2 separate regions of the Homo sapiens genome follow, and region 1 is linked to region 2. A link is a loop called in an ENCODE intact Hi-C map of the cell type or tissue named here. Cell type or tissue: Calu3. All regions are shown on one strand.

Region 1 (4,000 bases), 300 kb before region 2:
CAAGAGTTTTACATTTTAATTAGCTTTGGGAAGTCAAGGACCATTTTACTCGAAACCCAAAGAGATGTGAGTTGTGCTCAATCATTGACCAAAAGGACTCTCCTATCTCTTTTCTCTGGAATAAAACCAGAAATAAAGCAAAGCAACTGATTGAAAAAGGCCAGAGTCAGGGGTCAGTGCCTACTGTCAGTTCTCACCCTGGCCAGTGCCATATGACTCCACTGTGTGGCCTGGAGGAAGTCACTCAACATCTCTGGCCCTTCGTAGGGGGTCAGGGACAGAAGCAGTGGCAAGGTTTTCATTAAAAAGAGCCTCATCACTAGACTCTCAAGAAATCAAATCCAGTTTCTAGATTTATCGAAGGTGGTGATGCTCCACAGTTGGTTCTCCTTGTGACATTACTGCTGCTATAATGTGAGAATATTGTTTAATATAATAAAAGTCATGCTTTCAAAAATCAGGAGCATGCATCTGGGGAAACAAAAGCATCCGTTTGTGTATACCTGGGGGGTGGGGCGTGGGGGCAGGCAGACAGTAACACTTGAAAGGAAATCCTAAATCTAAAACATCCCGTTGAGGGTGGCAATCATGCCTGCAGAAGGCAGCAACATGGAGAAAAATAGTTCAATCCCCCGCCCCCCAGCGGTGGTAATGCTCTTCCTCTTCAGAGGGAAAGTCTTTCAGCATCTTTTGTCTTCTCACCCAGATGCCGCCTCCTCTTCCCTTTATTATCGCTGATCTCACACAGAGAGCTGAAAAGCCACAGGGCTCCAGAGGAAAATATGAGGCCCTGCACTGGGGCGCTGAGACCTACAGAGCTGGAGATACTGGTCAGGCTCTTGCCTGGATTTAACCGCAGTAGAGGGTCCATCTCCAATTCGCTCAAACAGCGTTCCTCCATGGCGCTGTTCGTGGTGCTGAAGCCTGCGCCGGGGCGTGGAGGCAGCAACCCACCCACAGGCGCTCTGCTACCAGGGGCTCCAGGCAGGGGTCCATGTGAAGCAAGTGTGGAAATAGCTGCCACCCACAGAGCTACAGCCAGCTCCACAGTCTGGCTCGAAGTCTAGCTCACTGGCTCACTTCTTTGCAATTGCAAAACGGCTGGTTCACTTTTTCTCTTTCCAGGGGATTTCACAAAGCCTAAACTCGAGTTTGCTGATTTGGCATATCTCTTTCTCGATGTCCTCCCTGTAGATGCTAATTCTCTCCCATCCTCTCTCCTTTGTACAATATTTTATCTTTGCAGAACACCTTACAGTTGGCACAGCCCTCACTGGCACAATCAACGGAGCCATTTTTCTTCCACACATAATCATTCGTTTTCCCTCCCACGGCTATTTTTTGCTTTCTTTGCTTCTCTTCCCCCAAGCACAGTCCAACTAAGCAGGAGACTATTACCTCAATGTGCAGGATGGGCAAATCACCTCACCTATGACAGCAGAACTGTTGATTTCTCCTTGGCAATGAATTAGAAGAGGCAGAGGTTACAGTTTCAAAGGACCAGGAAAAAGCCCTTTAAGCTACTTCTAGGAAGATAATGCTTGCATGGGTAGTGATCTGCAGGGTGGGGAATGGGGACAAGGATATTAGGAACAAAGTGAAGGAAGGGGCTTGGACCTTGTGGAAGGTGCAGGGCTTAGTGCAGTTAGAAGACTCCCGGCAGGTGGCACTCTAGTTCACCTGCTGGCGGTGGAAGCCCTGACTGTGCTCCCCGACTCCACTTGAAACCTTTCTTCCACCAAACAGCCCCCCAGCCATGTTTGGAGGTCTGTCTTCCCCTTGATCCAAGCACTTATCAGAACTATATTCCTGCTAAAAGCACCGTTTGCACAATTCTGTTTACTGTAATGCACAGTAATGAAGAGAACATAAATAGAAAATAGAGGGGCAGTGGGGGGATTTTCTGTATGTGTGTGATTGATGGTGCTCAGATCAAAACTGTTTAATCATCAAAACATGATTCAGCAGTTGGGAAATGTAAACAAGTTGTGCAATTGCTTGCTTTAGTCAAAACTCTGGAAAGGGCCCAGAGGGCTGGCCCGAGCCCCTGGGAGGGCAGTGCCAGCAGGATGCGACCCCAACCTTCCTACCAGGGCAGAGCTGCTATGCCTACAGACTGACTGGCGTGACCTTTGGCTTTTGCAGCACACAAGCAGTTGGGCCGGGGTTAATGGCACTTTGCAGGGAGCTCCAATTGAGTAAACAAAAAATGCCTTGCCCTGTTCTAATGGAGCACATTATTCTGAGGCCTAAGCCTTCATCCAGGCTCCTGCAGCTGCTCTGCAGGTCAGTGCTACCAATAAAGCAATTAGCCAATGAGAAAACTCTTCTTCCCCGAGGGGGACTCCAGGGTATTGCTGCAGTTACTGTGCTTTGCTTTGGTTTTTTAAACAAGTGATCCAAGTTGATCTGAGCCTTTTACATCAGACTCTAGGATGAAGACAGTGAAATTGTGTTTGCTGAGTGTGATATTTTAAGGGACTGATCCCTTGTTCAACACAGCCTGGAGAGCTCACTGCTTCCTGTTCAATTAACCTGAACCATAGCTGAACTCTGCCCTTTGAACTCGCTCAGCAGATAAATACATTAGCTCACCTACGAAATCATTAATATTTTTCAATCACATAAAACAAACATGAATGTACAAAAACAACCCAAGAGATAGCCAATTAGAAACAGGTCATGTACCGTGTTGAAAAAAATCACAAATGGATGTTATTTAGACAGGAAAAAAGGATCAGGGAAGAAATGAAATGGATTGTGCCGATGGTTCTGGAGGCAAATGAGACTTACATTTTCATATCTACAAGCAAGAGGGATACTGAGCAATATCTGGCAATTCCTATTGCGTCTACTCTGCTCCACAACAAAAGTTCTACCCGTTGCTTCCCACATCCAGCAGAACACAAAAACTCCAAATCCTCTCTCTTTTCAAGTGACTTCAGTGTTTATGCTCATATACAGAGTCCAAAATATTGCATTTCTGGGGAGAATCCTTTTTCTGATTTGCTACAAATGAACCAAAATAATTGTGGCAACATCACTGCTTTTAAGTGAACCAATCTTAATGAAGCAAACTGGTGGCTTAATTGAAATAATTTTACAGTAGAAAATGATGTTCCTGAGACATTTTTACTCTAGGCATATAAACAGATTTTCTTTTCTCATAAAAAAAAAGATGCCAAATGCATCTATTTTGTCTTTATCCCTGCATGTCATTTTAGAAGAATGAGAAAAACATCCCCAACTGGGTCATTACACATTTCAGTTTGATTTAATTTCACTTCCCACAATTCTGCCTCCTGACCCCCTCTCTTCCCACCCCCCTTCCCATTTTTGTTTGGTTTGGAGTGTGGGCTTAATGCCCAGCTATCCTAGATGAGAACACTTAAAGGAATATCACAAGCACGAAGGGTAAATCTATTGAACGAGGGTCTTTAACTATGTGGTTTCCTTAAAGGGAAAGGTTGGATCAATAGGATCAATATGAAAGGTTTCCCTGGCCCTGCATAAAAGGATAAGGGCTTCTCTTTTCACTGGTTTAACTTTACTCTCTGACAAATGCAAATCAATGGATCTGTGTTTACAACAGATTCCCTAGCAGACTCAACTTGGGCAAAGCCCAGAACCTCACCCTGGGGGGTGGGGACTCCAAGCTTGCTCCAGGAGGACGCAGTAGGGCACAGCTTCATGCTCAAGGGCACTGGGGTGGAGTGGGAAGCAAGCTGCCAATGGCTGCCAATCACCCTTAAAAGGAAAGGCTTGCTACCCACCCAGATCCTGCTGGAACTCAAGGAGCTGCTGCTGCCTGTGGCCTCTCCAAATACGGCAGAAAAATGAGCCGTCAAACAGGTTCCTTCAAGGATGTCAATGCAACATAAGTAATAAAGCCCACATTCTAGAATTTGGTGAGCCAGTCAACCTAGTTTCCTATCCTTAACCATCTCCAAGGCTGATTGCACAGAGAAAACTGTAAATGAAATATCTACAATTGGAGCAG
Region 2 (4,000 bases):
TCCCCAAATACCAAAGCACTTTCTGCATATTCACTCCTTTCCAGCCCACTTCTCTCCACTTCTGATAAAGGAAAAAACTGGACTAATCAACTCAAATTGAAATGTTTCTGGCTGCTGACAGCTTCAGCTACCACTCCTGGAGTTAATCCTAAAATTCAGAAGAGTAAATATACTGGAACCTCAGAGGTTCCAGTTCTGCTTGAAGGTGGGAGTGGGCTACTTTTGCTCATAGAGGCTCGGAGAATCCTCATATCTCACTATGTGTGTATGTTTCCTGCTTTATTTCTACAATCAATGATCTAAACACTGGTTATTCCATTGGAAAGATCCACAAATGCATTAGGCAAGTCTTTTGATTGCACACAACAGAAACCCAGCTTAAAAAAGGAGGGGGGATATATGGGCTCACTTAAAGACACAAAGGTCTCTCTGGCTCAGGCATAGTGGGATCCAGGTACTTGAACACAATAATCAGAACTTGATCTCTGGTTTCCTCCTGACTGGCTCTCCTCCCAGGCTGGATGTCTTAACAGGGCTCTCCGAGCAGCTGCAGGTGTGCATCACCCATAGTCAGCAACTGCCACTGACAGGAGAGCTGCTAGTTCTGAGAAAGAGAAATTCCAACAGAAGTCTCAAGATCATATCTCTTGGTCTACCTTGGATCAGTCCTCATCCTCGAACCAATCTTATTGGCCAGAGGCATGGAAGACTAAACTAGAGAAAATTCCTCTCCTTTCCCAGCTCCTGACCTCTACTACCCAGGGCAGACTCAGCCTGTGGCCAGTCCTGGCCCCTGCTGATAACTGTACAAGAACAAAAGCCTTTTGCTAGCCAAAAGCTTGACTTAGGGAGCCTGTGACAATTTAGAGGAACTGTAAAGCCATGGTTTCTGGGCCCTCATCAGCAAGCAAAACTACCTTAAATTAATCAGGTATAGACTGTACTATCTTGATCAAACTACCAGGCACCTAGGAGATGATCACAAACATCACAGTTATTAAAGGAACATGCTTATGACTCCACTGCTTACATTTCCACCTTGTGCCATGCCCAGAAGGGACCAGTATCAGGATACACATTTCCAGTCTCTCCCCCAACTTCCCCCATCATGTGCTGCTCCAGCCAGAGGAAGAGTGACTTATCTGCTTGGGGAGATCAGGGAGAACCAGGCAAATCCACCAGGCCACATTTGCCAAGAGCAGAATCCTTGAGTGGGACATGGACATGTCTTGCTGGTTCTCTTAGACCTGCCTGGCTTCTTCTGGAGCTCACTGCCCTCCTCCTTTTCCCACCCCCAACCACAAGGGAAGTCTGCTTCTCTTTAGCAGGCATGTGGTTGGATGTGTATGTTCAGACCGGAGAGCCACACGGAAGATCTTGCTGCCCAGTTTTCCAGAGAGCCCTATGCTTTGGGTACTATAATTGACTCTTTGATCCCATTGAGCTCCTTAATTGGCTAAAACCAAGAGGGGAGAAAGCATAAGTAATTAGCACCTCCACCCCTTCTAGCACAACATCAGCAGCAGACAACAATGATGGTGATGATGATGAAGGTGGTGGTGATGATTACAGGAAGGTCTCTCCCAGAAGCAGTAGGGAGTCAGGCCAGCAGTGACCATGCTCTCCCACTTTCCCTCCCTAACAGAACCATCAGCCCTGAATGTCCCCCTACTGGGGGCTGAACCTTGTCCTCTGCAGAGAACACAAAAATAATTGCAAAGTGCTGTCTGCATCCTGCAGAAGCACACCAGCCACTTGAGCTTGGACATTAAATCATACCAGAAGACTGTATATCTGCCCTGGGAAGGAAGGAAGCAATTGAAACCCAGTATTTAAAGGCAGTCTCAGATTTATCCTCCCTCTTGACAGCCTACAAAACATTGGAGAATAGTCCCTGCCTTTCTCTGAATGATAAAACAGAAACCACTGTCCAGAAATTGGTCCTGAGAAAGTTCATCGCTCATTCTCATGTGACTTTCCTGAGAAACAAAAACTGCAGGCCAAAACTCTGAGTTTTAACAGCCTTCTACTTCCACTTATTTGCCAAGCAAGTGCTGTGTTGCCTTCTCAGCATCCTACAATGTTTCACTTTTTGTGCATTTCCTTTCTTGTTTTTTCACCAACAAGGCAGCAGCACTGATTTTTGTGCACTCTCATGGAGATACATCTCACCCACTGGCTTTGTTCAACCCATGCCCCACCCTTAACCAGCACACTTCCATGCCCCCGGAAGGGATTTTGAAGGCCAAATATTTTGGCTTGTTTCCATTCAGAAAGCTTCCCTATTGTTTGGACATTAGTAAACTAAAATCCAAAGTCCTCAGCCAATTACTTCACCTCCTAATCTAACTTTGGGAGTTTGCTGGCTCCGTGTCAAGCCGATTACTGACGAAAGGCAATCAGTCATCGTGCCTTGTCTGTGGGCAGGTGAGCCCAACCGCCCCGCAGGGCCAGGAGCAAGTCAACATAGGATTGCATCATCTGCAGCTCTCAGTCTGAAGAACTGTGGGTAACACAGTGTGCTGATAACCCCACTCCCTGTCTTGCAGGAGGAGCTCACATTGTTGACAATTAACCCAATCCAAGAGACCTGCATAAATCAATCACTACAGGAAAAAAAAAATTGTTCTTGATCTACAGTGACAAATGTGTAGACAAGGTCAGTGGCCTGGGTTTACAACCTTGCTGTCTGAAGTGAGAATCTGGGGAGGAAGCTGCCAGTAGAAGACAGGGGCATTTCCAAGAATTTCCAGAGACCCATGCTGAGCAACCTGCTTTGCACTGGACATTCCCACCCTCAGGCCTATTTCCTTCCCTTGACATTTGATGCTCTCTGCACTGGTCCATTTTGTGTTGCTATAAAGGAATACCTGAGACTGGGTAATTTATAAGGAAAAGAGGTTTATTTGACTCATGGTTCTGCAGGCTATTCCAGAAGCATGGCACCGTCATCTGCTGGGCTCTCAGGAAGCTTTTCCGGAAGGGGGAAGGCAGGGGGAGCGGGCATGGCTCTTGGTGAGAGAGGGAGCAGGAGAGACAGCAGGAGGTGCCAGGCTCTTTTAAACTAAAATCATACAGTGAGAACTCATACCACAGAGAGGGCACCAAGCCATTCATGAGGGATCCACCCCCATGGCGCATTTGCCCCCCACCAAGCTGCACTCTAACATTGGGGATCACAATTCGACAGGAGATTTGGAGGAGACAATCATCCAAACCATATCACCCTCCTTTGGGTTTCTGACTCAGTGTTGTCCCCAGTCCCACAGACTTGCAATTCCCAAAGGGCCTCCCCAACTGCAGGGCCATTGGCCAGGCCCTCTGCCCAGATGTCCCTTCCTCCTTCTTCACTGACACTACCCCTTCCCCTCCCTACTGGAAACCTCCTGTTTGTCATTCAGGTCTCAGCCTAGACATTCTTCAGTCCAGGCAACCTTCCTTGACCCCTCATTCTGCTCAAGGGCCCTTCAGGTGTTCTCCCATGGGGTCTATACCCATTTCCTGGGGCTGCTGTAGCAAAGTACCACAGACTGGGGGCTTAAAGCAGTGGCCCCCAAACTCTGTGGCAACAGTCCCTGTTTCGTGGAAGACAGTTTTTCCACGGGCTGGTGCAGGGCAGGTGGAGGTGGTTTCAGGATGATTCAAGCACATTGCATTTGTTGTGCATTTTATTTCTATTATTATTACATTGTAATATATAATGAAATAATTATACAACTTAACATAATGTAGAATCAGTGGGAGCCCTGAACTTGTTTTCCTGCAACTAGACAGTCCTATCTGGGGGTGATGGGAGACAGTGACAGATCATCAGGCACTAGATTCTCACAAGGACCATGCAACCTAGATCCCTCACATGCTCAGTTCACAATACGGTTCATGCTCTTGTGAGAATCTATTGTCACCGCTGATCTGACAGGAGGGGGAGCTCAGGCAGTCATGCTCACTCCCCTGCCACTCACCTCCTGCTGTGCGGCCTGGTTCCTAACAGGCCACAGAC

The links. Peaks named below come from ENCODE experiments on the same cell type or tissue, not always from the same donor. Only the 100,000 strongest peaks of a DNase experiment are listed, where the experiment ranks them.
Region 1: a loop joins it to region 2, with 2.9 times the contacts of the local background. A loop is called at or near these places in 1 of 110 quality-filtered maps.

What each region holds. Positions count from the first base shown.
Region 1 is chr18:57,444,201-57,448,200 of GRCh38, reverse strand. The region is part of intron 1 of ONECUT2 (one cut homeobox 2); the gene reads right to left. Among named protein-coding and RNA genes, the nearest start is that of ONECUT2, 11 kb to the right of the region's middle. RefSeq lists a cis regulatory region at 1,973-1,984 and enhancers at 1,907-2,051, 1,850-2,144. In Calu3, CTCF peaks have their summits at 657 (motif pointing left), 1,444 and 1,651 (motif pointing right); DNase peaks (open chromatin) are centred at 670, 920, 1,680, 3,720 and 1 weaker place.
Region 2 is chr18:57,140,268-57,144,267 of GRCh38, reverse strand. No RefSeq gene overlaps it. Among named protein-coding and RNA genes, the nearest start is that of BOD1L2, 4.8 kb to the left of the region's middle. In Calu3, no CTCF peak of the experiment used is centred here; a DNase peak (open chromatin) is centred at 2,427.